2 separate regions of the Homo sapiens genome follow, and region 1 is linked to region 2. A link is an interaction called in ENCODE POLR2A ChIA-PET data of the cell type or tissue named here. Cell type or tissue: endothelial cell of umbilical vein. All regions are shown on one strand.

Region 1 (4,000 bases), 220 kb before region 2:
GAATGAATTTGCCCCCTCACCCCACCCCCTCCCCCAAATTTCCACGAAACTACTTGAGGTCAAGAACCAGTTTCCATAATGTTTTAGTTCCCACTCTGCTTCCTTCTCTTTTATCCAACTGGTTCTCAATAGCAGAACTGAAGAGAGGTTTATCCAGTAATAGTAACAAATTTAGCCTTTTTACTAATGAGCTGTTTTTTCCATAAGTGTAATTTGTTTTACTTTCCCATATCATAAAGTTGTGCTGATATTTATAGAAGTTCTTAATTTGGTGGAAGGGGGAACAGACTGAATCAATGTGTTACACTTACTAAGTTGATTATAATCCATTTTATTTGAATTGGTCATAAAATAGTGTCATTTACCCTCTTAAATATCTTAACAATGAATCTAGAAAACCTCAGATTCTGAGGAAATATTAACAAATAAAATACATGAGATTGATTTCAGCTCAGCTTGTCAAAACAAAGCCCAACTTGTCAAAAGAGCTATACTTCCATTCTTTACCACAAAAAGAATCTGAAACCCCTGGTTCTTTTTCCATGCTGAAAAAAACTACATGCAAACAAAACTATTGATATATGGAGCACCTGTATAGTAAATAATACAAGTGGTGGGCCACCACATTATTTATTTTGATGGTACATATTCAGTCAACTTTAATGTAATGCAAAGTGTTCATGCATCTGCTGTCACGCCTACTTAGCCAACTCTGGATTAAGGCTCTAGGTTACCTTTATTCCTGCACCAGGGGAGATAAGCACCCAATCCTGGAAATTGGAGCCACTAGGGTTAATAGTACTAGTGGGAGATTTAATACCAAACACTGACTATTTGTTCTTGATTTGATTTTTTTTTTCTTTTTGAGACAAGATCTCACTCTCTCACCCAGACTGAAGTGCAGTGGTGCAATCATATTTCACTGCAACCTTGATCTCCTTGGCTGCAGCAATCCTCCTGCCTCAGCCTCCCAGGTAGCTAGGACTACAGGTGTGAGCCACCATGCCTGGTCTAATCTGATATTCTCAAACACTATCTCAAAGCTCCATCTCTGTTCAGCCCATTGTAGAAGATGCTTTTGCTACTTATTTCTCTGAGAAATTTAAGGTTAATTAGGCATGAAATATCTGAACTTCCTGTCTCTCTACCCACATAATTACCTACATTTATATTCTCCCTTTCTTTTCTTTATTTGTGGAGCAAAATGAATTGTCCTTTCTCTGGTTCAAGGCAAACACACTGCTCTGCACTTTGGATGTCAGCTCCTCCTGTCCCCAGCAGGACTCAGCTCCAGCAATCATCATCCCTCTGTTTTCTCTGTTTTCAATCTGCCCTTTCCATTGATCATCTTATAACCATGCTCATAAGCAACTTCTCCCCTCTATTTGCCTCATGATTTATTTTCTTCTAAGACACTTCTTTTACCTTCCATTAAAATCTCAACTTGCTGTAATCTGGCTTCTACCCCAAAAAATCCCCTGAAGCAGTTCTTGTTAAGTGCATCGGTCTTAGCAGAACTTTGATACGTTTGACAGTTCATTGCTATTCCCTTAAAATGCTCTGCCCCTGCATTTTTATAGTAAAAGATTCTGTCTAAAAGTTGGTGTCTCCTGAGGACCTATCCTCGTGATATTTTTCTCATTCTACATTGCTCCCTGGATGATCTGATCTACTTCCATTGTTTTAACTGCTTCCTAGAGGCTGGTGTAGCTGATGTAGTTGTTTTGTTTTCCTTCTTAAAGTGTAGTCACTTTTTGTGCTAGCAGTGTTAAAAGGTCACCTTGTGTCCCTTCTTGGTTATGCAGATATGTAGCAGGCAGTTTCCTGCCCTAAGGAAAGGTGTCATGCAAGTTTTCACTAATTTATTGGAATTATCCCAGCCTCCTGAGATACAGAGCTCCATACAGAGCTCTGGGCAGAACATAAAACAACTTGCCTAAGGACCCCTGAGGATCCTTCCATGTAGGTAAGTGTAAATAACCCCAATCCCAGAATGGATGCTCACATAGGCCTCGTGGGGAAGCAAAGTGATAAGTTTCCTAAAGAACCGCCATGAATAGAAACAGAGATTTAGTGGGCTAGCCCTGGGGCTGCCTCAGGAGAGGCAAAGGGGAAAGATGTTTCTCTGTCCTTGAAGTAGCCAATGTGGGGACCCCTGGAGGGTGACCCAAACCATTATCTTTCTCTTACTTCTTAAATCCTGTCAGACACCAAATCTTTCTGATTCTAACTTTCAAATATCTCTTGTCTCTTTCTCCCCTTCCAATTTCATTGTCATTGATTTGAGTCTGTCCCTCATCATCTCTCACCCCGACAGTTGCAATCAATTCTTTACTGGTTTCCTACCTAAATGTCTTACCACTAAAAATGCAAACTTGATATATCACCTGTCTGCCTAAGACCACTTGGTGGTTTCCCACTATTCCCAGACTAAAGCCCAAACTCCTTCACATGTGCCAAATGCACTCCATTTTCCAGAGTCTGCCTATCTCTTCTACCTCAATGTTTTCATTTCCTGCCTGCAGGAAAACCAAATTATGTATAGTTGTTCTTAATCCCATGGTGTTTTTTGCTTTCTGTCTTATTCCATTGGCCTGCTATAAGAAAATACCATAGAGTGGGTAGCTTATAAACAACAGAAGTTTATTTCTCACAGTTCTGCAGGCTCAGAAATCCAAACTCACGGCACCAACAAATTCAGTGTCTGGTGAGGGCCCGTTTCCTGGTTCACAGTTGGCACCTTCTAGCTGTATCCTCACATAGTGAAAGAGGCAAGGAAGCTCTCTGGGGCATCTTTTATAAGGCACTAATCCCATTTATGAGGATACAACCTTCATGACCTAATCACCTCTCAACATCCAACACCTAATACCATCATCCTGGGCATTAGGAATTCAGCATATGACTTTTGAAGGAACAAACATTCAGACCATGGCATTTTCATCTCTTTGTCCACACTGTTCATGAATCTAGAATACTCTTCACCTTTTATCTTGCTCTTAATCATTTTTCAAGACCCCGCTTGGGCATCATCAATTCGCTGTCTCCTAACCCATTTTCTGTATAACTGTTGTGCTTTTTCCTCTTAGTTATCCTTGTTGCCAACCTCCCTCCCCACCCCATCAGACTATTCAGCTATTCAAGAATTCTCAATGTCATTGCTTAGAAGCCCATCCTGACAGTTATCCAGCCAGTTAGTGCAAAACAAGTGGTAATAACACATTGTTGAGAAGATTGGGAAATGACACATACAAAAATATCTTCGCCATCTGGAGGATTACAGTAGGCCTCAGCTTTATTTTCCTCCTGACATTATTCATGTCGCTTTTATTTACCTCTCTCTGACAAGACATATACCACTGATAATAACTTATTTCCTGTAGATTCTCCAGATGATATTAAAAGGAATGTGACTAATTATGTACTTATGAGGTGTTTCACTCTCTTCCTACTTTGTGTAATTCCCACTCCTTGAAGTAATTAGCAAATGTTTCATAGGACCACGCAGTACAGTCATTAAGGGTGCAAGTTTTGAAATTAGACCAACAGACTTGACTTTAAATACTCACTCTACCACATGTTGTGTAACTTTGGAATTTTAATCTCTCTAAGACTTAATTCGCCATCTCTAAAATGGAAATAATATTAATGTCTACCACATAAAGGTTAGCTTTATGATGTTCTTTGGGGAATGATGAAAATTAGGACCGGCAGGGAGACCTGCAGGAGAAGAGAAAATTCGGAAGAGAGAACTCATGTCCGCATGTTAGCTTGGAGTTAACATAATGATTCCTTCACTGAAGTGAAGCAGGAACACCTTTGGGTAACAGCTGCATGGACAGAGACTCTTCCACTCCGTCAGGTGGGAGGCAGTGGAAATGATTCATGCTACCTGCAGGAGAGTGAAGCTGGTGGAATGAGAAACTGTGTAGGAAGCTCTCTAAGTTGTAGCGTAACTTTCTGTTCCTCCACCTTGGTTCAGGAGCAACCCTAAGGTTGT
Region 2 (4,000 bases):
ATAATGTACTTCCACACGATAAGGTCATATATCACAAGCCTACAGCTAACATTCTATTCAATAGTGAAAAGTTGGAAGCCTTTCCTCTAGGATCAGGAACAAGATAAGGATACCAACTCCCACCACTTATATTCAACATTGTACTGGAAGTCCTAGGCAGAGAAATTATGAAAGAAAAAGAAATAAAAGCCATCTAAATCAGAAAAGAAGAAGTAAAATTGTCTCTCTTTGCAGATGACGTGGCCATATATAGAAAACTTTAAAGACTCCAAACACAAAAAAACTGTTAGAACTAACAAGTGAATTCACTAAAGTTACAAAACAGAAAATCGACATACAAAAATAAGTTGCATTTTTATACATTAACAATTAACTATTCAAAAAAGAAATTAAGAAAACAATTCAATTTACTATAGCATCAAAAAGAAGAAAATACTTAGGAATAAATTTAACCAGGGAGATGAAAGATCTGTATACTGAAAACTTTAAAACATTAATGAAAGGAGTGGAAGAAAAAGAAACCACAAATAAATGGAAAGATATCTTGTGTTTATGTATTATAGAATCAATATCAAAATGTTCATACTACCCAAAGTGATCTACAGATTCAATGTAATATTCCACCAGCAAAAAGATTATGACTTGCTGAAGGCATGGTATGCCTATAATATAAAGCATGGCAAAGAATAGTAAATAGAGAAATAAAAACCAGAGGGAAGAAATTATAAAATAATAAAAAAGTAAACCTAAATGTAGCCATATCGATAATTTCATTGAATATAAATGGTCTCAACATGCCAATTAAAAGATAGAAATTGTCAGAGTGGGGAAACAAAGAAGATCACCTAAAAGCTCTGTAGAATTGAAAATTAAGGCCAGGCGCGGTGGCTCATGCCTGTACTCCCAGCACTTTGGGAAACCGAGGTGGGCAGATCAACTGAAGTCAGGAGTTCAAGACCAGCCTGGCCAACATGTCAAAACCCAGTCTCTACTACAAATACAAATATTAGCTGGGCTTGGTGACACGTACCTGTAATCCCAGTTACTTGAGAAACTAAGACAGGAGAATACCTTGGACCTGGGAGGTGGAGGCTGCAGTGAGCCAAGATCACACCACTGCACTCCAGCCTGGGAGACAGGGTGAGCCTCCGTCAAAAAAAAAAAAAAAAGAAAGAAAGAAAAAATTAAACAACACCCTTCTAAATAACCCATTGATCAAAAAGTCTCAAGAGAATTCAGAAAATATTTTGACCTACTTAAATATGAAAAGAACATATCAAAAATTGGGGGATACAATTAAAGTCTATAAGCAGCTTACTATAAATATTATTATATAGATCAATTAAAAATAAAAGAATAGAAAATGACAAACCATCAACATACACTAACAAAAAGAATGCAAGAATGGCTATATTGTTATCAAAGCAAACTTCAGAACAAGGAACATTGTCAGGGAGGAAGAGAGGCAAACATACCAAGAACACATAACAATCCAGGTATGTATGTGCAAAACCACAGAGCTTCAAAATACATGAATCGAAAACTGATACAACTAAAAGGAAAAATGGACAAATCTACAATTATACTTGGAGACATCAAAGCACCTCCTGATAATTAACAGAAGTAGAAAATAGGCAAGAATTAAGAAGACCTGAACAACCAGAAAAGTGAACATTTTATAGCTGCTCAGTCCCTTGTCTTTTGAGAGAAAAAAAACATTCTAGAAAAGATAAAAATGAATTTATTTTATGAACAACCCTATTTGACCTAAGTTCCATGAACACTATTCTTCATCAACTAAATACTGGTTGGAACAGACTTATCTTTTATAAAAATTAACAGAAGTTATAATTCAATCTCTAGGTCATTTGTATGGCAGAAATATTACATATAGTTAATATTATTTACAAAGTCATGTTATTTTGACATTATGACAAATTGTGTCAGAAATGCCCAGAGTACCTTCTCTTAGCCTTTTCCTGGGGACTTAATTTTGTTTTTTCTTAGTTATGTCTAGATTTAATCATTGCTTCTGCCAATTCAGTTTCTAGGTTCTGATGTTCAGTTGTGTATAATAGACTATGAAATATAGTGATCTGATAGTTTACTAGCGTATTTAAAGGAAATATCTTTTAAAAGTAAATAGTTTGTGGCAGGCATCAGTCTATGAAAGGGAAGCCTAATTTTGAAAACTATAAGCTTTCATATTATATAATATGTGAAAACCTCATATATGTGAAAGCATTATCGCTATGTATTTTTAATAGCATTATACCAGAAATTTTTAGAAGATTATATACTTTTTAATTAAATTATAGCAGTGAAAATAGCAAACACAAGAACTAGATTTTGGACAGAAGAAGAAAGAAATACATAAAATCTCTTTCACCCTTTTTTCTGATTCTTTTTCAAAATAGCAAACTTTTGCCTGTTGTGACTGAAATGTACTACCAAATATGACTTCTCAGGGTCTTTCATATTTCAAATATTGTATCAATGTGTTTTATTTTTAATTCTCTAATTTATGATAACTTGTTTTTCTAGTTTGTGGTATGCAAAGATATGTGCAGAGCCTTTCAAATAAAGTGACTCTGAACAAAAACAAAAAAAAGAAGATCTGAACATTCTCCGTCAACTTGACCTAATTAATATTTATAAAGTATTCTGCCCTAGAACAAGAGAATATACATTCTTTTCAAGTGTATGTGGAACATTCACCAAGGTAGATCAGAGATTAGCAAACTATAACCTGTGGACAAAATTTCACCCACCATCTATTTTTGTAAATTAGTCTTATTGAGACATAACCATGCCAATTTGTTTGTGTGTTGTCTGTGGCTATTTTTGTGTCACAAAGGCAGAGATGAATAGTGCAGGAGAGACCATATGGCCCTAACACCAAAAGTATTTACTATCTGACCCTTTACAGAAAAGGTTACCTACCAATCTTCTGCACCATAAGCAAACTATAGCCAATTGAAAACAATAGAAAGCATTGTTTTCTTTGACCGTAAGAGAATTAAATTAGAAATTAATAACGAGGGTATCTGGAAAATTCCAAAAATTTTGGAAATTAAGTAAAACCTTTCTAAGTAACCCATTGATCAAAAAGGAAGTCTCAAGAGAATTCAGAAAATATTCTAAATTACCTAAATATTAAAATACAGGGCCAGACACAGTGGCTCCCACCTGTAATCCCAGCACTTTGGGAGGCCAAGGCAGGTGCTTCACTTGAGGCCAGGAGTTCAAGACCAGCCTGGCAAACATGATGAAACCCCATCTCTACTAAAGATACAAAAAAAATAGCTGGGAGTGGTGGCACACACCTGTAGTCCCAGCTACTGAGACACGAGACATGAGAATCACTTGAACCCGGGAGGTGGAGTTTGCAGTGACCCGAGATTGTGCCACTGCACTCCAGCCTGGGTAACAGAGTAAGACTCTTGTCTCAAAAAATAACTACATAAATAAATAATGTTTCAACTCTGGACAATATCCATTGACTTCCAGCCAAGAAACATGAGGAAAAAAAGAAAAGAATAAAGCTTTTAAATTTATATTCCAACTTTATACCTTAAGAAACTAGAAAAATAAGAGCAAATTAAACACAAAGCAAATGGAAGGAAGAAAATAAGAAAGAGCACAAATCAATAAAATTAAAAACACAAAATAGAGAACATTTATAAAATCAATTGTATTAAAACATCAAAATTATTAATAAACCCCTAGCCAGACTAAGACAGAAAAAAGATAACACAAATTATCAATATCAGGAATGAAAGAAGGGATATTACTACAGATACTACAGACATTAAAAGGGTACAAGAGAATACTACAAATAACTTTATGCCCATACATTCAATGACTTAAATAAAATGGAATAAATCTTTAAAGATACACTGCCAAAATTCACTTGAGAAGAAATAAGTAAACTGAGCCATCTATTAAAAGCTGAATTTATAGTTTAAAACCTTCCAACAAAGAAAAGTACCACAAGACT

The links. ChIA-PET counts read pairs that join two places held together with the same protein. Peaks named below come from ENCODE experiments on the same cell type or tissue, not always from the same donor. Only the 100,000 strongest peaks of a DNase experiment are listed, where the experiment ranks them.
Region 1: POLR2A ChIA-PET joins it to region 2 with 8 read pairs; 2 of 35 experiments call an interaction of 5 or more read pairs at or near these places.

The regions. Positions count from the first base shown.
Region 1 is chr1:172,954,840-172,958,839 of GRCh38, reverse strand. No RefSeq gene overlaps it. Among named protein-coding and RNA genes, the nearest start is that of TNFSF18, 94 kb to the left of the region's middle. In endothelial cell of umbilical vein, no CTCF peak of the experiment used is centred here; DNase peaks (open chromatin) are centred at 1,769 and 3,259; H3K27ac peaks cover 2,971 bases.
Region 2 is chr1:172,734,605-172,738,604 of GRCh38, reverse strand. No RefSeq gene overlaps it. Among named protein-coding and RNA genes, the nearest start is that of FASLG, 78 kb to the right of the region's middle. In endothelial cell of umbilical vein, no CTCF peak of the experiment used is centred here; no DNase peak of the experiment used is centred here.